2 separate regions of the Homo sapiens genome follow, and region 2 is linked to region 1. Evidence: read pairs that join two places in POLR2A ChIA-PET (ENCODE). Cell type or tissue: CD4-positive, alpha-beta T cell. All regions are shown on one strand. Each heading gives the region's core, and the rest is flanking DNA. Links, peaks and the distances in the headings are about the cores only.

Evidence for each region. Peaks named below come from ENCODE experiments on the same cell type or tissue, not always from the same donor. Only the 100,000 strongest peaks of a DNase experiment are listed, where the experiment ranks them.
Region 2: POLR2A ChIA-PET joins it to region 1 with 6 read pairs; 2 of 35 experiments call an interaction of 5 or more read pairs at or near these places.

The regions. Positions count from the first base shown.
Region 1 is chr16:3,480,833-3,492,058 of GRCh38, forward strand. It overlaps NAA60 (N-alpha-acetyltransferase 60, NatF catalytic subunit), which reads left to right. Exons shown (of 8, transcript NM_001083601.3): 5 at 1,670-1,766; 6 at 2,531-2,765; 7 at 3,867-4,229; 8 at 4,635-6,121. The coding sequence ends at 4,023. It overlaps MIR6126 (microRNA 6126), which reads right to left and starts at 4,637; the gene lies at 4,549-4,637. RefSeq lists an enhancer at 7,257-7,551. In CD4-positive, alpha-beta T cell, for the core only: no CTCF peak of the experiment used is centred there; a DNase peak (open chromatin) is centred at 5,318.
Region 2 is chr16:3,633,208-3,644,433 of GRCh38, forward strand. It overlaps a transcript of DNASE1 not described here. Among named protein-coding and RNA genes, the nearest start is that of DNASE1, 16 kb to the right of the region's middle. RefSeq lists enhancers at 4,403-4,452, 7,345-8,204, 8,205-9,062, 9,063-9,921, 11,076-11,226. In CD4-positive, alpha-beta T cell, for the core only: no CTCF peak of the experiment used is centred there; a DNase peak (open chromatin) is centred at 4,504; H3K27ac peaks cover 1,102 bases.

The DNA of each region.
Region 1 (11,226 bases), core at 3,059-8,058:
GAGGCAGTGGAGGTTGCAGTGAGCGGAGATTGCACTTTTGCACTCCAGCCTGGGTGACAGAGTGAGACTCTGTCTATAAATAAGTAAATAAAAGTGCAAGAAGGCCTGTCTCTCCCTTTAAGGACCCGAATCCACTGGCATCTACCCTGTTTTGCCTGTGGTCATACTCTGTCTGGCACAGCTTTTTTCTCCTGAGTCACTTTTTCTGCCCTAGCTTCCTCCTGAGCTTTTTTCTTTGATTTTTAAGAGCTAAGATGTAGCAGAAAGCAAGTGTCAACATTCTTTTCTCTCCTCTTTTTTTTTTATTGAAACGGAGTCTCACTATCACCCAGGGTGGAGTGCAGTGATGCGATCCTGATCCCGGCTCACTGCAACCTCCGCCTCTCAAGTAGGATTTTAGACGTGCGCCACCACACCAAGCTAATTTTTGTATTTTTAGTGGAGATGGGGTTTCACCATGTTGGCCATGCTGATCTGGAATCCCTGGCCTCAAGTGATCCGCCTGCCTCGCGGGAGTGCTAGGATTACAGGTGTGAGCCACCGTGCCCAGCCTGATCTCTCTTGTTAATGGGACACGTGGTCCCCCCCTTCCCCCAATGACTCATTCCCCTGAACCCCATCCCCCTCCGGGTGGCTTTCCTGAGTGCCCCCTGGTGACTGTGTGCCTGCCCCCAGGTGGCGGCTGGGTCTCTTCCTCCTCTGGAATGTGTTTGTGTTCCCTCGAGGCCGACATGGGGACCCTTTGGCTCATGTTCCCGGCTCTCAGTAGAGGGCCCTCTGGCCTGCACGCTGGCACTCATTCATCTGGCCCCTTCCTCTCAGGCTTAGTGAGTTCAAGGTCAGGGCAAAGTAGACCCTGTTAAGAGATGTCAGCTGGGGAACAGACACCCTTCCTGCAGGCCTGGAGTAACAAGAGTGATAAGGACGCCTTCCTCCCTGGACTGACATATCTGGGTGAACTGTGGCTTGAAGAGGGCTGGGAGAGCAGGGAGCCTGGACAGGCTGACCCCAGCCCAGCACGTGGGAGCAGAAAGGCCTTCTTGTTCTTTACGAGTTGGAAGATGATAAGAGCCTCATGCTGATCAGATTCATGACTCCCACCCGGAATTCCATCTCTAGAACCAAGAGATGGTGGGTGGCTTTACGCAGGTGTGGCGGTGTCCTCTGCCTGTGGGGGCAGCAGAAGGGGTTGGACGGCCGCCCAAGTCTCACTCCTCCAAGATCACCTGGGGCAGCGTGCGATTCTTTAACTGAACCTCTAAAACTTTGCATTTGTCCACTGTCCTGCATCCAGGCCTACCAGGTGACATGCGTGCATTCCCATGAGGCCCGCGTGGTGCTGTGTAGTTGCTGCCTTCATGCCATAACTTTACCTTGTGCTGGCATCAGAGCCTCATTCCCGTCCTTGGCTAGGCCTCCCACACACCCCTAGGAGAAGCTCCTTTTGTGTGTGTTCTTCTTTTCAGCTGTTTTTCACCAGAAGGGCATAAACGCTCTCATTTCCTTGGGGAGTGGGGGCCCCTCTCCAGTACCTCTTGATTCTGCCCCTCCCAGTCGGTGTCCCTCTGGCTGTCGTGGGAAGTCGGTGCGGAGCCCGCCTGGGCCGGGCTGTGCAGTGAGCCGTGCACCAGACGTGTGAGCCTGACTTTCTCTCTGACTCTTCCTCTAGGATGGAGATATTCTAGCATCCAACTTCTCTGTTGACACACAAGTCGCGTACATCCTAAGTCTGGGCGTCGTGAAAGAGTTCAGGAAGCACGGCATAGGTAAGGGCAGCCGGGCCCGCGGCTTGGCGCCCACCCCACCCCCTTGCCCTACCCCACCCCCATCCCATCTGCACCCAGTCTCTTCCCTGGCCCCAACAACTCTGGCTCGTGAACATCCCTCAGTCTCATCTTCCATCCTCGTTCCCGTCTTGGGCCAGACCTTCATCATCCCTCCCCTGCCAGCACACCCACCACCTTCAGCCATCCTCTTTCCACATGCCCCCAGGCCTTTCTGCTGCAGCCTCGCTCAGCCCCCAGGATGGAGCTGAGGAAACTGGCACCTCTCACTTCTGCTGCCGCCACACGCACAACTCGTGTATTCACTGCTCACGATTCAGAGTAGAAAGCGTGAACACGCACGAGGAAGCAACACTCACCGTTTCTCCGATGTCCCACCCCACTCGGCCACACGGCCAGTGAGCGGCAGAGTCTTAATTAATTTTAAACCCAGGCCCATCTAGTCCATGTTTTCCTGGGCTCACATTTACCCTGTTTGTTGTCTGAAAGGGAGTCTCCATGCGGGCCCAGCCCATGGGAGGGCGCTACCAGGCCACCTCTGCAGTCCCTCCCAGCAGTCTGTAGCTACCAGGCTCCATCTGGCCATGAGATTTTAGGGACTTTGACAGTGGTGGTGAAGAAAGGCTGGTCTCTGATACGGTGGGCCGAGACATCTCCGAGAGACTCATGCAAAGCCCCCATCCTAGCCCAGTCATCCTTCCTTCCTAACTGCTCTGCCTGCATTACCTTTACCTCTTCTCCCCAAGGTTCCCTCTTACTTGAAAGTTTAAAGGATCACATATCAACCACCGCCCAGGACCACTGCAAAGCCATTTACCTGCATGTCCTCACCACCAACAACACAGCAATAAACTTCTATGAAAACAGAGACTTCAAGCAGCACCACTATCTCCCCTATTACTACTCCATTCGAGGGGTCCTCAAAGATGGCTTCACCTATGTCCTCTACATCAACGGCGGCCACCCTCCCTGGACGATTTTATATCCTTAACTTCTGGGGGAGAGGGACTGTGGCTTCCTGTCCATAAGGTGGCAGAGCCAGTGAGCAAGTTGGAGCTGTGGTCCCCCTCAGATGATGTTCAGGTGGCCAAGCTTATGGATGCTTCTCTCCCTTACCTGATCGTGTTGTGGGTAAACCTGACACACATTTGGGTAAATCGAGTTGCACATATTACCATGTTGCCCAGGCTGGTCTCGAACTCCTAAGCTCAAATGATCCGCCTGCCGCAGCCTCCCAAATTACTGGGATTATAGGCATGAGCCCTGCACCCAGCTGGAGAGCCTCCTGCTCCACTTGCACTGGGGATCAGCAGTGCACAAAACGGACAGGATCCCCTGTCCTCCCAGAGCCTGTGCTAGCAGAGGGGAAACAAGTGCGGAGAGAAGAGATTTTTACTTTTTTTGAATACTTGGGTTCAAACCTTCCTTATAGGATGCATGACCCAAAGGTATGCCCTTCCCTGCTTCTTCCTCCTTAACTTTCACTGGCCCCTGACAGGTCAGAGGGAAGCCAGGAAACTTTATAATAGTCAGAATGTGGCCCAAAAAAATGCTGTGCGTGTGTGTGTGTGTTTTCAAATTCATGAGTCTAGGATTTATTCATTACATAGAATAATAAGCAGGAAAGAGAGGGGTGACCCCACACTCCACAGGCCGTCTAGCTTATGTGAAGACAGGCATCCAGGGGGTCAGCACTGTTGACCCCCTCCTTGTCATATGGACAGGGCTCTGTCCCTCTTGCTGCCACAAAGGTTGAGAATCTAGGGAGAACCAGAAGCACCTGCCCTTCTGCCAGGCCCCTTCCCCACCCCCCGTGCATCCCTGGGTGTGGTGTCCACATGCCTGCTGCCTCACTCAGAAGGCCCTTCTGTCCCCAGACCCCACCCTCTGTTGTTTTGCACAGCAGAGGCCACTTCGTCTCATGAGCCTTTCCAGCTCTGCAGAGGCTTAGCGGGCTCTCAGCCTCCGAAGCCTGGCTTGCCATCTGCACACAGTCCCACAGGCCACTGCGCGGGCCCCTGATGACTGTGCCCTGGCGAGCGTGGTCAGGGCAAGTCGGAATCTTCCTTAACAGAGCCCCACGGACTACATCCAGCACCTGGGCTCTGCACTAGCCAGCCTGAGCCCCTGCTCCATTCCGCACAGAGTCTACCGCCAGGCCCACAGCCTGCTCTGCAGCTTCCTGCCATGGTCGGGCATCTCTTCCAAGAGTGGCATCGAGTACAGCCGGACCATGTGATGTCGGCTGGGCAGCCGCCACCAGGCCCCACCCTTCGGCCGCCCGCAGAGCCCGCCTTCCTGTCCATCTGACCCCTTCTGTTTTCTGCAAGGAGCTGCCAGCCATCTAACTGGGCTCGTCGGCCTGCCCCAGCTGCAGGCCCGGTGCTACACGGGCTCGGGAACAGAACATCGTGGGCATGCGCAGAGCATGCCCATCCGTGGCAGGTACGCCACAGCAGACACAAAGGTATGGGAGCTTGGTGCCTCCAGCCACAAAAGTGGAAGGCCCTGGATGGGCACAGAGAACGGCAGAGCCGGAAGGGGCCGTGGGGACTGCAGAGTCCACCACCTTATGCACCAGCACAGCCCAGAGGTTTGGTGACTTGTGCCAAGCTAACACAGCAGGCTCCATGGCAACTGGGCTGTGCACCCGACTTTGGATCCATCAGTGCCTTTATTTGTGTGGGGACCGAGAGGCGCCTAGTGGCTGCAGGCAGACACCATGGCCTGGAGAAGGGCTCATGCTCCTGGAGCACCCAGGCCCAGCTGTGTGGCCCATAGGCAGGGTGTGGGGTGGGCAGAGTGTCTCCGCCGGGCCTTCACCCTGCCCTGCTCTTCTCTTTCCCACAGGCTCTTCAGCTCCCCTCCCTGCTTCTGGAAACCTCTGCCTGCTGCCCTGGCCCTGCCCCCCTGCGCATGCACCGTCCCCAGGGCTGACCCAGTGTGGCTGCATTCACTGGGAGGGGCCTGCCCTCACTGGGCCTCTCCCACTCCGCTGCCTGTTCTTGCAGCTCCTTCCTGGAAAGCTGGAGGGGACTTTCTCCTGCAAGGGAGGAACGCAAGTATTATGGACACACTTGACCGTAAAGGCACAGGAGCCTCGGAACAAGGGGGCGCAATAAAGGGAATGGCCCGTCCCCTTCCAGAACCAGCCCAAAGAAGCCTGGGGGGTGAGGAGTGGCCCCCACTCCTCCATGAGGGGCTGATGAGGGGTGGGCAGCCTGGGGGAGGCTTTCCTCGCAAGCACAGAGCTCTGAGGCTCAGCCCCCTGGCACAGGCGGTCACGCATCAGGACGGTTCCTACTCCTCAGCACCTTCCGTGCAGTTACCAGTGCCCTGGGAGGTCACACTGCCCGTCGGACCTTGGCATGCTCCATTCAGCTGACCTGCTGAGGACAGGCATCGCCGAGACTCCTTGGGTCCTCCCCGCCCTCCCTCATGCTGCCACAAGCTGCTGCTCCAAGGCCTGGCCACATGCAGACAGGAGGAAGCTGAGCTCGACATTAGGCCTCAAGGCTGCCATCTGTCTTGTAGGGCCTGGCCTTGTGGGCAGGGGGCAGTCCTGTGCCTTGTGGGCCCTCAGCCTCTGAGGGCAGAGATGCTGTCAGTGCCGCAGGTGCATCACATACTTCTAGCATCCTCTCCACCCTGCATTCCAAATGCTGCTTGCTGCCTGCCCTGCCCTCCGATGCAGGGGTGGGGTGGGGGGCGGAGTCCCGCCCAGCATAGCTGCAGTGTCACAAAGCCATGGCAGAGGGTCCTAGCGGCGCCACCCTGCCCCAGCCTGAGGAGGAGGGAGAGGGAGGAACAACCCTGGGCAGACGGGGCCTCAGGGACCTGTGTCCTTCCGCCTCCAGAGCTGCCCAGCCACGGGCTCTCAGGGTGCTGGGGCAGCCCCAGGTCCCCTCTTGAACTCAGCTGGGGCCAGGGGCCCTCAGAATGAAGGCAGGCACCAGGCAGGAGCAGCATCCCCCTCCTTGACGGTGCTGGCAGGAGGGCCGCGCCATGCTGACTGCTTGAACCTCTGCTGACCTGACAGTGCTGGCGGGAGGGCCGCACCATGCTGACTGCCTGAATCTCTGCTGAGGCTGCCTGCCTGCCGGGCCCAGCTCAGCGCCCTCTCCACTGCGAATCAGTGGCGATCATGTGATTTCTATTTCTGCCCCACAGGGTAAGGGACGAGTCTTCTGGAAGGCTCTGCCATGGACATTTGTCCTCGGGCTCAGAGGCCCCACCCTGCCCCACACCTGCCCCTGATCACTGCAGTGTCCAGCCCAGTGTTGAACAGATTGTAGCGTTCTGTCTCATTACGAGCAAATAAATAGACTTTCATTGGAGTTCGTCACATCCTGTTTCCCGCACCCGCCTGGCTGCACCTCGGGCCTCACCCTGTAGCTGAAGTTGGCCTCGAGCTACTTGTCACTGGCAAGGCCCAAGGATGGCTTCCAGATAAAGGGGACAGTGGTTTTGTGTGATTAACCCTGTCAGAGAATGAGGACCTTTGGCCAGGCACGGTGGCTCACGCCTGTAATTCTAGCACTTTGGGAGGCCGAAGTGGGCGGATCACGAGGTCAGATCGAGACCAGCCTGGCCAACATGGTGAAACCTCATCTCTACTAAAATACAAAAATTAGCCGGGCGTGGTGGTGTGCACGTGTAGCCCCAGCTACTCGGGAGCCTGAGGCAGGAGAGCTTGAACCCAGGAGGCGGAGGTTACAGTGAGCTGAGATGGCGCCATTGCACTCCAGCCTGGTGACAGAGCGAGACTCCAGAAAAAGAATGTGAAACTGGGGAAGAGGTTCTAGAGTTGAGAAGCACATTAGGTCCTTTTTTCACTGGAAGGTCCCCAGCAGCTGCCCTGTCTGGGCATCTCCCTGGCTGTAGGCCTTGAGCTGGGGCCCAGTCCAGGCAGGCGGCTCCAAGGGTGATTTGGTGCACCCTGCTGTGGAGCCTGAGGTGCGTGCCCACCCAGCACAGACCTGGTGCTTCCGTCAGCCTCTCATGGAAACTTCTGGTCACCCTCAAGGGATGATATTGTTCCTCTTAGAGATGAGGAGAACTGGCTCGGGGGCTGGGAGTTACCAAGGAGCCACAGTTTGTGAGTGTTGGGCCCAGGCCTGGGCCACTCTGAAGCCTGCGTGGCTGCTCTGTTACACCATTCCTGTGCCTTTGACCTCATCCAGTGGCCGGGAGACATGCAACTTGCCGAGGGTCCTCCCAGGAGAGGGTCTGAAGCATCTGCAAGATGGAGTAGGGGTGGACGCTGGTGCCCTGGGAGGCCAGGCAGCTGGGCGCGCTGGACCCATGTCCAAAGCCATGGGGTGAGTGAAACCAGATTAACCCGCTGAGCTTGCCCACGGGAGCGTCTGCTGGGGAGACACAGTCTTGGTTACTCCAGCAAGGACAGTTGCACCTTTGCTGATGAGTCAGCTTGCGGTTAAGAGGGTAACTCTTTGGGGCCCTTGGTCAATCGTGTGACCAGTTAGTAACTTGCCCAGGTGGGGCTGCGGCTCCTCAGGCCCTGCTTCAGTGAGGCCAGGCAGGACTGCCACTGCTCCAGGCCTCTCACCATAGCCCCACCGGACCGCAGAGCTGGGACACAAACGCTCGTGCTCCACTGGGGGGCAGAAAGGGAGTGTGGGACCCAGGGAGAGGTAGGACACACACAGGATGCACCTGGACATAGCACGGAGGCCAGCCCTGAACGGAGCTGGCTCTGCCCCAGGCCTGCTCAGGGGTGGAGCCCGAGGCAGCCTTGGGTCTCCCCGCTCCCTGCACACACCACCCAAGGATCTCCTATAGGGTAGGGGTCCTTCATACTTTCAGGACGGAGACAGACTCCTGGTCTTCCATTCCTAGCCCACCGGCGTTCAGGGACTCACGGGGTAAGGGGCGTGCCCAGGGATGGTCAGTGTATTTTCTTTTTTTTTTTTTTTTTTGAGATGGAATCTCATTCTGTTTGCACTCCAGCCTGGGTAACAGAGTGAGATCTTGGCTCACTGCCAGCTTGGCCTCCCGGGTTCACGCCATTCTCCTGTCTCAGCCTCCCGAGTAGCTGGTACAACAGGCGCCTGCCACCATGCCCGGCTATTTTTTTGTATTTTTAGTAGAGACGGGGTTTCACCATGTTAGCCAGGATGGTCTCGATCTCCTGACCGCGTGATCCGCCCGCCTCGGCCTCCCAAAGTGCTGGGATTACAGGCATGAGCCACCGCGTCCGGCTGAGGTCAATGTGTATTTTCATGAGCGTCCGCTTGCTCAGGCCAAGTGCTGCTTTCTCCACATCGACTCCCACCCCAGCGTGCCATGATTGTGGCTTTTTTGCCTCTCAGTCTGTTGGAGTGCTTCTCAAAAAGGCTTTGGGAGGTTTTGCGGGAGGGACTGTCTAGAGGCCAATTTAGGGCCAGTTTTCTTTGGGGCCAGCATGTGGCTGCAGCAGATGTCCTCTCGGGTAAGATCCTGGCTACAGCTGTCTGTGGCTGAGTTACAGACTGTCTTTTTTTTTTTTTTTTTTTTTTTTTTTTTTTTTGAAACGGAACCTGCTCTCTCCCCCAAACTGGCGTCCAGTGGCGTGATCTCGGCTCACTGCAAGCTCCGCCTCCCGGGTTCACACCATTCTCCCGCCTCAGCCTCTGGAGTAGCTGGGACTACAGGGGCCCGCCACCATGCCTGGCTAATTTTTTTTGTATTTTTAGTAGAGATGGGGTTTCACCGTGTTAGCCAGGATGGTCTCGATCTCCTGACCTCGTGATCTGCCCACCTCGGCCTCCCAAAGTGCTGGGATTACAGGCATGAGCCACCGTGCCTGCCGGAGTAACAGACTGTCTTAAAGCTTCACAGCCTAAGCAGGGGCCATTCTGTTTGCTTCCAATTCCAGCTGGGACAGGAGTCAGCAGGGACTCCATGTGGTATTAGCCAGGCAGGCTGGCGGGGCTGGAGGACCTGTGTGAAAGATGGCCCTACCCACAGGGCTGCCCACAGTGAGCTCAGCAGTGGCCATGGGCTTGGCTCCTTCCTTCCATGGCTTCCTCAGGCTAGGCTGGTTTTGCACCATACCACAGTCCCAGGGTAGACTCCTTACGGGGCCACTGACCTCCTGGGAAGCTGCCAGGCTTCCTTACTGCCCAGAAGTGACACCCCGCCACTTCTGCCACATTCTACTGGTAAAGCAGGATCTGGAGCCTGTCCCAATTCAAGGGGAGGGGGCTACACAGGGGCCAGAACACGAAGACACGTGGCTCATCCGGGGTAGCAGAAGGGCCACTGACCATAGCCTGGGACCCCCCCCCCCACCCACCCAAAATCTGGAGCCTGGGGCAACCTGTGCTCCTCTCTGAGCCTCCACTCTTTGTTCAGAAGTGAGTGGAGTCCAGGTGCGGTGGCTGATGCCTGTAATCCCAGTACTTCAGGAGGCCAAGGTGGGAGGATCTCTTAAGCTCAGGGGTTCAAGACCAGCCTGGGAAACATAGTGAGACCCTCATCTCTTAAAAAAATAGAAAATCGGCCAGGCGCGGTGGCTCACACTGGTAATCCCAACACTTTGGGAGGCCGAGGAGGGCAGATCACGAGGTCAGGAGATCGAGACCATTCTGCCTAACACGGTGAAACCCCATCTCTATTAAAAATACAAAAAATTAGCCGGGCGTGGTGGCGGGCGCCTGTAGTCCCAGCTACTCAGGAGGCTGAGGCAGGACAATGGTGAACCCAGGAGGCGGAGGTTGCAGTGAGCCGAGATCATGCCACTGCACTCCTGCCTGGGCGACAGAGCAAGACTCCGTCTCAAAAAAAAAAAAAAAAAAAAAAAAAAAAAAAAAAAGCTGGGCATGGTGGTGGCCCACGCCTGTAGTCTCTGCTACTCAGGAGGCTGAGATGGTAGGGTCACTTGGCTCAGGAGCTCAAGGCTGCAGTGAGCTATGATTGTTAAACATAGGGCCCAGCGTGGAGCCTCACCTATAATCCCAGCACTTTAGGAGGTGGAGGCGGGAGCATTGCTTGAGGCTGGGAGTTGGAGACCAGGGGCAACATAGCAAGACCCTTTCTCTACCAAAAAAAAGTTTGTAATTAGCTGGACATGGTGGCAACTGCCTTTGGTTCCAGCTACTCAGGAGGCTGAGGCAGGAAGATCACTTGAGGCCAGGAGTTCAAGGCTGCAGTGAGTTAAGATCATGCTACTGCACTCCAGGCTGGGAGACAGTGAGACACTGTCTCAAAAAAAAGAAAAGGGGAAAAAAAGTGGATTAGGCCCCTAACGGTCTCCAAGCTCCAAGGACTTTGTATTGCTGGCCTCTGTGCGGCCTCAGTTATGCCCAGCGTCCGCAGCTGGTGGCTGGTGCAGGCGTCCTTCCATGTTTACTCAGCAGCCTCCCTAATGTCAGTCTTTAAGTGGTCTCTTGGATCCACCTGGCCTCTGCGTCTCTGGGGAATGAGTGTTGTGGGAGAGAGAGAAGGCAGCTGCCCCTCCGCCACCCCATGTGACTCATCAGTGGACCTCAGGCCCGCTGCATCCCACCCACACCTGCCCCATCACAGCTGCTCTTGGGTGCAGCATGTAAACACCTGCTCTCTCAGAGCTCCCCCTCCTGGGGACCGCTACAGCCTTGGGTGTCCCCCACCCCGGGCCATGCCTGCATACTTAGAACAACCCATAAAACCACCCAAGGACTGAAGTCTCCAGGATCTGCTGTCCCAGGGACACAAGAACTGTCCAGGGTGGGTACAGGAGAAGGGAAGGAGCCTGGCTGTCCTGGGCACGTCACATGCGACCTGGCAGGAGCCCAAAGCAGGGGTGGCGCTGAGCCCTAGCCTGACCCGGGCTGCACCGGCTGGAGTGACCAGACGGGAAGGTCACTGAGGCAAACCCAGGTGCTCCCGTCTTCTTCCCATAGGATGGAGACCTGGTGGAATAGAACAAGTGTGTTAGTCCGTCTTGACACTGCTTCCTGAGACTGGGTTATTTATAAACAAAAGAGGTTTAATTGATTCAGCGTTCCAGGTGTCTGGGAGGCCTCAGGAAACTTACAATCACCATGGAAGGCAAAGGGGAAGCAGGCACCTTCTTGGCAAGGCGGCAGGACAGAGAGAGAGAGAGGCGGTGGTGGGGAGGAAGGGTGGAACTGCCAAACACATTTTATTATTTTTTTCTTTTTTTGAGACAAGAGTCTCACTCTATCACCCAGGCTGGAGTGCAGTGGCACAATCTCGGCTCACTGCAAGCTCTGCCTCCCGGGTTCATGCCATTCTCCTGCCTCAGCCTCCTGAGTAGCTGGGACTACAGGCAGCTGCCACCATGCCCGGCTAATTTTTGTATTTTTAGTACAGACAGTGTTTCACCGTGTTAGCCAGGATGGTCTTGATCTCCTGACCTTGTGATCCGCCCGCCTCAGCCTCCCAAAGTGTTGGCATTACAGGCGTGAGCCACTGCACCTGGCCCACCGCCAAACAC
Region 2 (11,226 bases), core at 2,295-7,294, 150 kb after region 1:
TGGTCTTCCACTCTTTTTCTGCTTTCTCTGGCTTTAATTGAACATTTTATATGATTACATTTTTTCCTCTCTTAGCATGCCAATTATGCTTCTTATTATATACTTTTAAAAAGTCTTGGCTGGGCGCAGTGGCCCATGCCTGTAATCCCAGCACTTTGGGAGGCCAAGGTGGGTGGATCACCTGAGGTCAGGAGTTTGAGACCAGCCTTGCTAACATGGTGAAACCCCATCTCTACTAAAAATACAAAAAATTAGCCGGGCGTGGTGGTGGACGCCTGTAATCCCAGCTACTCGGGAGGCTGAGGCAGGAGAATGGCTTGAACCCGAGAGGTGGAGGTTGCAGTGAGCCGAGATGGCGCCATTGCACTCTAGCCTGGTTGACAAGAGCGAGACTCCATCTCAAGAGAAAAAAAAAAAAAAAAGTCTTTGCCCTTGAGTTTGGTATTTACAGTTACAACTAATCCAATTCCACTTTCACCTGATGCTATACCACTTCATGGGTTGTACAAGTTCCCTCTAACAGAGTATTCTCAGTTCATCCTTACTGTCCCTTATGATATTGCTGTCATTAATTTCACTTATTCAAAAGCGAAATTATTATTTTTATTATTATTTTTTTAAGACCGAGTCTCGCTCTGTCGCCCAGGCTGAAGTGCGGTGGCTCGATCTCGGCTCACTGCAAGCTCTGGATTCCGGATTCACACCATTCTCCTACCTCAGCCTCCCAAGTAGCTGGGGCTACAGGTGCCCACCACCACGCCTGGCTAAGTTTTTTTGTATTTTTAGTAGAGGCGGGGTTTCACCATGTTGGCCAGGATGGTCTCGATCTCCTGACCTCGTGATCCGCCCGTCTCGGCCTCCCAAAGTGCTGGGATTACAGGCGTGAACCACCGCACCTGGCCATAAGTGAAATTATTGACAGCAATATCATAAGGGACAGTAAGGATGATTATTGACCCAATCATTGAATACATTGTTGCGGGTTTGTTTTTGTTTTTGTTGTCGAGACAGGGTTTTTTTGTTTGTTTGTTTGTTTTTTGAGACAGAGTTTCGCTCTGTCACCCAGGCTGGAGTGCAGTGGCGCAATCTGGGCTCACTGGAAGCTCCACCTCCCAGGTTTGCACCATTCTCCTGCCTCAGCCTCCTGAGTAGCTGGGACTACAGGTGCCCGCCACCATGCCCGGCTCATTTTTTGTAGTTTTAGTAGAGATGGGGTTTCACTGTATTAGCCAGGCTGGTCTCGAACTCCTGACCTCGTGATCTGCCCACCTCGGCCTCCCAAAGTGCTGGGATTACAGGCATGAGCCACTGTGCCTGGCCGAGACAGGGTCTTGGTCTGTCGTCCAGGCTGGAATATAGTGGTGCGATCATAGCACACCACACCCTTGAACTCCAGGGCTCAAATGATCCTCCTGCTTCAGCCCCTCAAGTAGCTGAGACGACAGGTGTGCACCACCATGCCTAGATAATTTTTTTTTTTAATTTCTAGTAGAGACAGGGTCTCGCTATGTTGCCCAGGCTGATCTTGAACTCCTGGTCTTAAGAAGTCCTCCCGCCTCAGCCTCCCAAAGTGTTGGGATTAACAGGTGTGAGCCATTGTACCCAGCTTTTAAAAATATTAATAATAGAGTCAGAGTGTTACTATGTGGCCCAGGCTAGAGTGCAGTGGCTATTCACAAGTGCAATCCCATGACTGATCAGTACAGGAGTTTTGACCTGCTTCATTTCTGACCTGGGCTTATTCACCCCTCCTTAGGCAACCTGGTGGTCCTTAAGGAGGGGAGGTCACCATTTTGATGCCAAACTTAGTGCAGACACTCAGTCCAAATAGCCCAGAACTCCTGGACTAAAGCTATCCTGCCTCAGCCTCTTGAGTAACTGGGTCTAGAGGCATGCACCACCATGCCTAGCTGTTGCTGTTATTACCTTGAACAAACTGTTAAAAATAAGTTAAAAATAAGAAAAGTAGACCGGGCGTGGTGGCTTTTGCCTGTAATCCCAGCACTTTGGGAGGCTGAGGCAGATGGATCGCTTGAGGTCAGGAGTTCAAGACCAGCCTGGCCAACATGGTGAAACCCCATCTCTACTAAAAATAAAAAAATTAGCTGTGCGTGGTGGCGTGTGCCTATAATCCCAGCTACTCAGGAGGCTGAGGCAGGAGAATTGCTTGAACCTGGGAGGCAGAGGTTGCAGTGAGCCAAGATCGCACCATTGCACCCCAGCCTGGGTGACAGAGCCAGACTCTGTCTCAAAAAAAAAAAAAAAAAAAAAAAGTAAGAAAAGTAAAATATTTTGCCTTCACTTATTTATTCTCTAATGCTCTTCCTTTATAGGTCTTTATTTCTGACCTGTATTATTTTCCTTCTTTCTCAAACACTTCTTAATATTTTTTGCAAGGCAGGTCTACTGATGACAGATTCTGTTAATTTTTATTCTTCTGAGAAAGTCTCTTCTCTTTTGAAGGGTAATTTTACTGGATACAGATTTTTAGGTTAATAGGGTTTTTTTTTTTTCCTTACAACACTATAAATATTCCCTCTACTGTTTTCCCTTGAATAATTTCTCAAAGAAGTGTGATGTAATTCTTATCCTTACTCCTTTATAGGAAAGGAATTTATTTCCCTGTGGCTTCTCTCAAGATTTTCTCTTTGTCTTTGATTTTCTGTAGTTTATTGTATGCTTACATGTAGTTTTGTTCTGTTTTTGTTTTTTGCTATTTATCCTACCTGGTATTCTGTGAGCTCCCCAGAACTGTGTTTGGCATCTGTCATCAGTTTTGGAAAATTCTCAGTTCATTATTGTTTCAGATACTTTTTCTGCTCATTTCTGCCTGTCATCATCTTCTGGATTCCCATTATGCATATTTATGCCTTTCTAATTGTCCCACAGTTCTTGGATATTCTGTTCCATCTTGTTCATTCTTTTCTCTCTGAGTTTCAGTTTGGGAAGTTGCTACTGACATTTTTTTTCAAGCTCATTGATTCTTTCCTTTGACTGTATCTAATCGATGAATCCATCAAAGGCATTCTTCACTTTTCTTAGTTTTTTTTGTTTCTAGCATTTCCTTTTGATTCTTTGAGTCTTTATCTCTGCTGAAATTACCCATCTGTTTTAGCATATCATCTACTTTTTCCATTAGAGCCCTTAGCATATTAATCATAGTTGTTTTAAATCAGAGTTGTTAGCTGTGATAATTCTAACATCTCTGCTATTTCTGAGTCTGGGTTTGATGCTTGCTATATCTCTTCAAAGTCTGCTTTTTAATCGTAGTATGCCTTGTAATTTTTTTGTTGAAAACCGGACTTGATGTACTTGTTAAAAGGAACTGAGGAGGCCGGGCATGGTGGCTCACGCCTGTAATCCCAACACTTTGGGAGGCTGAGCGGGGAGGATCGCTTGAGCCCAGGAGTTCAAGACCAGCCTGGGCAACGTAGAGACCCCGTCTCTACTAAAAATAGAAAAACTAACTGGGCATGGTGGCACACGCCCGTAATCCCAGCTACTCAGGAGGCTGAGGCACGAGAATTGCTTGAACCCGGGAGGTGCAGGTTGCAGTGAGCCAAGATCATGCCACAGTACTCCAGCCTGGGCAACAGAGTGAGACTCTGTCTGGGGAAAAAAAGAAAAAAAAACAGGCCAGGCACAGTGGCTCATGCCTGTAATCCCAGCACTTCGGGAGGCCAACGCAGGCTGATCACTTGAGGTCAGGAGTTCGAGACCAGCCTGATCAACATGGCGAAAGCCTGTCTCTACTAAAAATACAAAAGTTAGCTGGGCATGGTGGCAGGCGCCTGTAATCCCAGCTACTTGGGAGGCTGAGGCAGGAGAATCGCTTGAACCCAGGAGGCAGAGGTTGCAGTCAGTAGAGATTGAGCCAGTGCACTCCTGCCTGGGTGACAGAATGAGACTCCATCTCAAAAAAAAAAGAAAAGAAAAGGAAGTAACTGAGGAAAATCAGCCTTTGGTGTGAGTTTTTTAGTTTATCTGGCTAGGCGTTAGGCTCTGTCTGCTGTTTGCTGTAACTATAGGTGTCAGAACTAAAATTTCCTCCTGGGTCTGTTTTTCCTTCCTTGGGTTTCCGTAGAGACTTCTTAAATAAAGTCTGAGATATGCAGGTTTTTCCGTTCTATTCTCTTGTTATTATATAGGAGCCCTATTTATGTGGTGGGAAGGAGGGGAAGTGTCCTAAGTCCTGTGACTAGGTCTCAGTCTTTTTGTGAGCCTGTGCCCCTGGCCTGTGACTTTTACCAGCACTTCTCAGTTTGGGGTTTTTGCCTCCTTAGGTGAAACAGGAAGGGAGAGGGGGCTGGAGTTAGGCCCTTTCTTTCCTGCCTGTGGAAGGCTTAGGGGTGCTTAAGTTGGGTCAACCTTTCCCTTAGGCTGATGAGGATCTTATAAAACCTAATTAAGTTAGGCTCTTGTAAAATAGTTTCCTTTGAGGACAGGCCTTGTTAAGAACAGGAAGCTCTAGACATAGTCCACATGGCTGCTTTCCCCCTCCCCCGCCAGAAGTATGAGAGGATCTTTCTCTGATCTTGACTGTGAGAGTCTGGTAGGGCTCATGGAGGTAAAGTCCACATTGAGTCTCCAGCAGTTCATGAATTGCTGTGTAAATTTTCCTACCCTCGTTTCCACTCCTGGGCTCCTGCTCAGGTAAGCTCCAGTTCACCCTGTTGACATGTCTCCTGTGTCGGGGGCAGTCATTTGCCCTGTAACTTCAGTTCTCTGATGCAGCTAAAAGGGGTTGTTTGCCAGTTCAGTGTTGTTTCTTGTAAGGATGGTAGTGACAACTTCTAAGCTCCTGACATGCCTCACTGAAGAATGAAAGTCCTTTGCCTTCATTTTTTAATGATATTTTTGGTAGATAAAAATAATTCCAGTTGACCAGTTTTTGTGAGTGTGTGTGTGTGTGTGTGTGTGTGTGTGTGTGTGTTTTTCCCAGTACTTTAAAGATGTTACTTCTTTGTCTTTCCGCTTACAGCAGAAGTATCATGTCATTCTTACCTATATTTATCAGTACATAATATGCTTTTTAGCTTAACTGCTTTTAAGACTTTTTAATTTAACACTGGTTTTCTACAACTTGATTATGATGTGTCTTGGTGCAGTCTTCTTCAGGTTTATTTTGTTTGGGTTTTTCTTTTTTTTGAGGCGGAGTCTCGCTCCATTGCCCAGGCTGGAGTACAGTGGCGCAATCTTGGCTCACTGCAAGCTCCGCCTCCAGGGTTCACGCCATTCTCCTGCCTCAGCCTCCCGAGTAGCTGGGACTACAGGCGCCCGCCACCACACTCAGCTAATTTTTTGTATTTTTTAGTAGAGACGGTGTTTCACCGTGTTAGCCAGGATGGTCTTGTTCTCCTGACCTCGTGATCCGCCTGCCTCGGCCTCCCAAAGTGCTGGGATTACAGGCGTGAGCCACCACGCCCGGCCTCTGTTTGGGTTTTATTGACTTTCTTGGATGTGTGAATTGACAGTTTTCATCATATTTGGGAAATTTTGCTTATTTCTTCAAATATTTCTGTCTCCTCTTTGTTTTTCTTCTAGGACTTCCAATTATGTGCACATTAGACAGCTTGATAGTGTCCAATAATTTTTTCTCTCTGCCTTATTTGAGTAGTTTCAATTGCTATGTCTTCAAATTCATGGATCTTTTCTCTTTCAGTGTTTATTTGGTGTTAATCCCATCCAGTGCATCTTTTCATTTCAGGTTTTGTTTTTACTGTCTCTGGAAGTTCCATTTGGATCTTTCTATATCTTCCGTGTTCTCATCATGCTCATGTTTCCCTTTACCTTCTTAAATATATGCCGAACTATTGTCCTTGTCTGCTAGTTCCTTTATCTCTGTCGTTTCTAGGTCAGTTTCTATTGACTGTGTATGGTTATAGGTCATATTTTCCTCTCTTTCTTGCATGTCTGTTATAGCAGTTATCAGTTTATTGCGTCTCAACTCTAAATCCACCCTTCATTGCCACTTGTGATACTGGAACATTTCTCCCTTGCCCCATGCTGGTCTTTGTCAGTGGAAAGCGTTGAGAGGAAAGGGCATTTCTTGGTTCTTTGTGCTTTGCTTACAGCTGTCTGTGACATGAGCTGGTATGTGGGACATATAGGGTGCTCAGGCAGCTTTCAGGCAGGTCCCATAGCACCCCAGCTAGCCGCCTGGCAGCTTTCTGGTGAGTTCAACAGCACCCCCACACCAACCCCCCGGCTTTCCAGCACTCCTCAAGCAGCCTTCCAGCTCACTGTGTTAGCGTCCTCGCACGTGGTTCTTGGCCCTCAGTTCTGTCCTGGGACAGCCCAGTCGACGTCATCATCTAGTGCGTGCTTTTGATCACACCCTCTCCTAGGTCTGAATCCTTCCCTTAGTTACCTCCCTTTACTCTAGGATGTTCTGTGGATTTCTCTTTTGTTCCCTCTTAGTCAACTCCCTGTAAATAGTTAATAATTCTTATGCTAAACTTCCCTTGTTTAAGCTACCATGTGGTTTCTGTCCCCTGGTGGGACCCTGACTGATAGGCCCGGTTATTTTTTAAATTGGATGCTGAATATTGTGAATTTCAAATTGTTGGCCAGGCCCGGTGTGGTGGCTCATGCCTGTAATCCCAGCACTTTGGGAGGCTGAGGCAGGTGGATCATTTGAGCTCAGGAGTTCAAGACCAGCCTGGGCAACATAGTGAGACCCTGTCTCTGCAAAAAATGAAATAAATTATTGGCTGGTGAATTTTGTTGAATTCCTTTGAATAATGTTGGGTTTGGGTCTGGAATGCAGTTAAGTCCCTTGGAAGCAGCGATCCTTTAGAGACTTCTGAACTTTTCAGTGGGTCCAGTGCTGCTTTAGTCTGCAGTTGACTTAGCTCTATTACTAAGGGTGATGGCCTTCTGCGGAGTCTACCCAATACCCCACGAATTAGGAGATCTCTCCACGGTGGCTTGTGGGAACACAAAATATTCCCTGTGTGAACTCTGGGGATTGTTTTGTTTGCTACTTCCTCAGGAGTCTTTCCTGGGCCTTCTCATATAGTTTTTCTCACCCAGGCACAGATCTGTTTTCAGCTAAAGACTCCAGGAGACCCTCTGCAGATCCTGGCTCTGCCTCTGCAGCTGCCTCCTCCCCAGGACTCTGCCCTGCAAATAGCAGCAGCCTTGGCCTCCCTGAGCTCTGAACTCTGTCTTCCCAACTCAGAAAGACTGCAGGTTCCGGCTGAGTTTCCCTGCCTGCGCTGCAGCCTGGAACCCGCCTCCTGGCTGTAATTGGTGCAGTCATAGGATGTGCTCTCTTGTCTCCCTTATCTTGGAATCACTGTCCTGCACTGTTTTCCACCAACTGAAGGCAAAAGTATGTTGTCCAGTTTTCCAGGTGTTCAGGGTTCCCTGTTGCTGCATCCTACATGAGTATATAAACAGAGAACAAACAAAACAGCCTGTCAGGAGTTTGCTGAAGTTTCAGAATAGGTGGTGCTGGGTGAGCTGATGGGCATGAGTAACACTCCCCTTTTCCTTCTTTTAGTGACCACAATATGAATGGGAACAGCAAGATGGCAAAAGCTTGCTGAGTGGTACAGCGCCAGCCTGGGTAGTGGCCTCCCCAGCAAGTTGCATGTCACTAGCTTCCTGTGGCTGTCACTCCTGGGCCCAGGCACCTCCGAAGATCAGCACCTCCTCATGGGCTCAAGCGAGGACAGGAGCCCGTCACCCATGAGCTCTCAAGGGCAGAGCCACTGTCCTGTCTCGATGGCTCCACCGTGACTCCAGTGGACTTTGGACAGTGGGGAGCAGGCCCAACAGGGCCACTCGGATGTGGTCACTCTGGATTTGGGTGGATCAGCACCAAGCTAGACTCATCCCCAGCCCCCAGGTGCTGTTGCTGCTCCTGCGTGAGGCCCCATCCACAGCTGCAGCTGTGGCAGGGTGGCTAGTGGTGGCCAGCATGGCCCTGCTGCAGCTCCACGCTGTGGGGGGCGTGGCCCTGACCAGCAGCCACCCCTCCATGTGGGCCACAGGGGAGGAGCTTAGGAAGCCGCCTTGGCAAGGTGAGTGGACGCATTTACGTAGTGAGAGGTGAGAACCAGTGCCGCTCCCCAGAGCCCTGCGATTCCTGGGGAGGCTGAGGCTTGTAGACGCCTTGCCTGCTCTCCTCCTGGGGTGCTTTCCTGTTCACAGGGCTGGGACCTTGGAGGGAGAATGGAGGCAGAGCCTCTGTCTGCCCCCGCTCAAGGGCCCAGCACAGGCAGGCCCTCTGGGGAGCCCCTCAGTGGCTGGTGGGGAGTCTGGGGCAGGGTGAGGGACAGCATCTTCCACCGACCACAGGCTTGGGCAGCATCTGTCCTGGAGGCCATCCCTGTGGGAAGGCCTCTTTTGTATGACTCCTTCCCTGTGAAATGGCTTCTCCATGTAGTTCAGCCCCACAGGTGCCCTCAGAAAACACGAAGTGCTTTCTGCACGTGTCGCGGCCCCCAGAGAAGAATTTGGTTACAGAGAAGGTGACAGCTCATGGCTTCCTGAGGGTGGGGCAGTGGGAGAAGTCCCCAGGGGAGCTTGGGGCCCATGGCCTCCCACACCCTGGGTGGGGCTGCCCACTGGGAGGCCCACATTGCCTCAGTGTCCTGCACCCTACAGTTCAGGGTGCCTGGGGGCTGGAAGGAGAGCAGGGGCCGGGGACCAGTGGCTCACAGGGACCTGGGGAGAACTGTGGAACCAGCCTTCCCAGCCGTCCCACCCAGGAAAGGAGTGGGCAGAGTTGGAAGAAATACAGCACTGCCTTGGCCTTGGCCTCAGACCCGAGGGTCTGGCTATAGCCATGGTGGTGGCTGTGTCGTGGGGGCTGCATCATGGCACTGGCAGTGGCCCCAGGACTGTGGACTAGTGCAGACTAGCACAGAGTTCCTGCTGGGCTCGGGGTGGGAGCCCCTCCTGGCCGTGGAGACAGGCCCACGTCAGCCCCTCAGGATCTGTTGCCCAACAGCTCTCAGCCTTTTGCTTGGGGCCTCTTTGCGTGGAATGGTTCTGAGTTCTCTGCTATCTGGCAGCATCATCTTCTGAGCACTGCTCTGACAGATGCCTTAGTCCACAGACTGCCATGCCCTCCCATTAGGAGCCATCCTTGGGCACTCCTGTGTCACCCGTAGTTACTCCACCATCCTGCCAGGCCATGGGATGTGGAGGCTGAAGAGTCCAAATGGGACAGAAGCCTGTCCCCTCCCTCCTTCCTCAGAGAGGCCTTGGTTGGGCTCACACTGAGTAGGGGCAACCAGCAGCCGGAGAGAGTGGAGCTCTTAAACTGTGGCTCCAGAGCAGAAGGCCCCCTCTGACACACCTTTCATCCAGCATGTTCTCCGTGAGCACCTGCCACGGCCCAGGCCCTGCTCTCGGTGCTGCCGGCTGAGCCCAGCTCTCGTGGGGCTCGCATCTAACAGGAGAGGGTAACTACAGTGTGAGTGAGATGTGATTCGTGGTGAGGAATAGAGGAATAGAGGAATGAGGATGCAGAGGTCTTCTGTCCTAGAGGATGCTTGGCTGGGCAGAGGGAAACGGCCTTGTGTCCCTGGGGGACTGTCATTGTCGGGCACATCTCTGGATGGGACATCTGTGGCTGGAAGCTGTCCTTGTGGCCGTGCTAGTTGGACCAGCCTGGCTGGTTATCAGTCCGTGTCCTCAGCCCCTCCCCTTTTCAATGACTCATTCCAGGTTCCGCAGGCTCTGCGTCTGGTGTGGAAGAGCTCACGGGGAAGCACTCCTGCCCAGGACCCGAGGAGCCGGCCACCGTTCAGAAGGCCCCAGCTTGAAGGCCTGGAGAGCCGCCCAGCAGCACAACACAGGGAAGCTTGGGGAGGTGAGCCCCACTTCCTGCTCCCGCACAGGCTCTTCTCCCTGGGGCACTGGCTGGGCGGGATGCTGAGAAGCTGGGCATGGGCGGCTGCTGAGAGGCAGAGGAGCCAGAGAGCTGCAGGAAATATCCTGGGGCTGGGAGACCAAGATAGGGGCTCAGGGCTGCCGAGGCGGCTGGACCTGAGGGGCCAAGACCCCTGAGCGAAGGAGCCAGAGAAGAGAGACGGACATTAGGCACTGGTCTCTCTAGCCATTTGCTGATGAAGCTGCTTAGGGCAGAGGAGCAGAAAGTGGCTGAAAAGCAGAGTGGGATTTTTGGCAGTTTCGTGGAGTTAGGGAATAGGTTGGGGCCTGTCAGGTGCAGGGCCCTAAGAAATATCCCAGGCTCTCATCTGGGACCAACCCTGCCTCGCCGGGACAAGCCACAGCTGGGCTGTTCTTTCCAAAGACTGCAGAGGAGCTTAGTGTGGGTGGAGTTCCTGATTCACTGTCTCACTGCTGCCCACCACGGAGCGGAGTGGGTGAGCTGTCCCTGTCGGGGGACATGTCCAGACCCTCCGCCCTTCTGTCACGCACAGTCCCTGACACTCAGTTGAAGGCAACCAGGTACACTGGGAAAGGGGACCAGGGGAAGAAAGGTGACAGACCCACAGGAGACTGAGATACGGTTTTTGGACATGGACTTTAGTATGTTAATCACATCTGTTTTATTTTTTTATTTTATTATTTTATTTATTTATTTATTTTGAGATGGAGTCTCGCTCTGTGGCCCAGGCTGGAGTGCAGTGGCGCGATCTCGGCTCACTGCAAGCTCTGCCATCCGGGTTCACGCCATTCTCCTGCCTCAGCCTCCCAGTAGCTGGGACTACAGGCGCCCGCCATCATGCCCGGCTAATTTTTTTGTATTTTTAGTAGAGATGGGGTTTCACCGTGTTAGCCAGGATGTGATTTGCCTGCCTCGGCCTCCCAAAGTGCTGGCATTATAGGCGTCAGCCACCGTGCCCGGCCAAGCACAGCTATTTTAAATAATAGAGATAAGATGATGGATTGTTTCATAGAATTGGAATTCATAAAAAATATAATGGAAGTTCTAAAACAGAAAAGCACAATAACTGAAATTTAAAATTCAGCCAGGTGCAGTAGCTCACACCTGTAATCCCAGCACTTTGGGAAGCTGAGGTGAAGAGTTTGAGACCAGCCTGGGCAACACAGCAAGACCTTGTCTCTACTAAAAATTTTTTAAAATTAGGCCGGGTGCAGTGGCTGACACCTGTAATCGCAGCACCTTGGGAGGCCAAGGCAGGCAGACCACTTGAGGTCAGGGGTCCAAGACCAGCCTGGCCAACATGGTAAAACCTTCTCTCTACTAAAAATACAAAAATTAGCCAGGTGTGGTGGCGG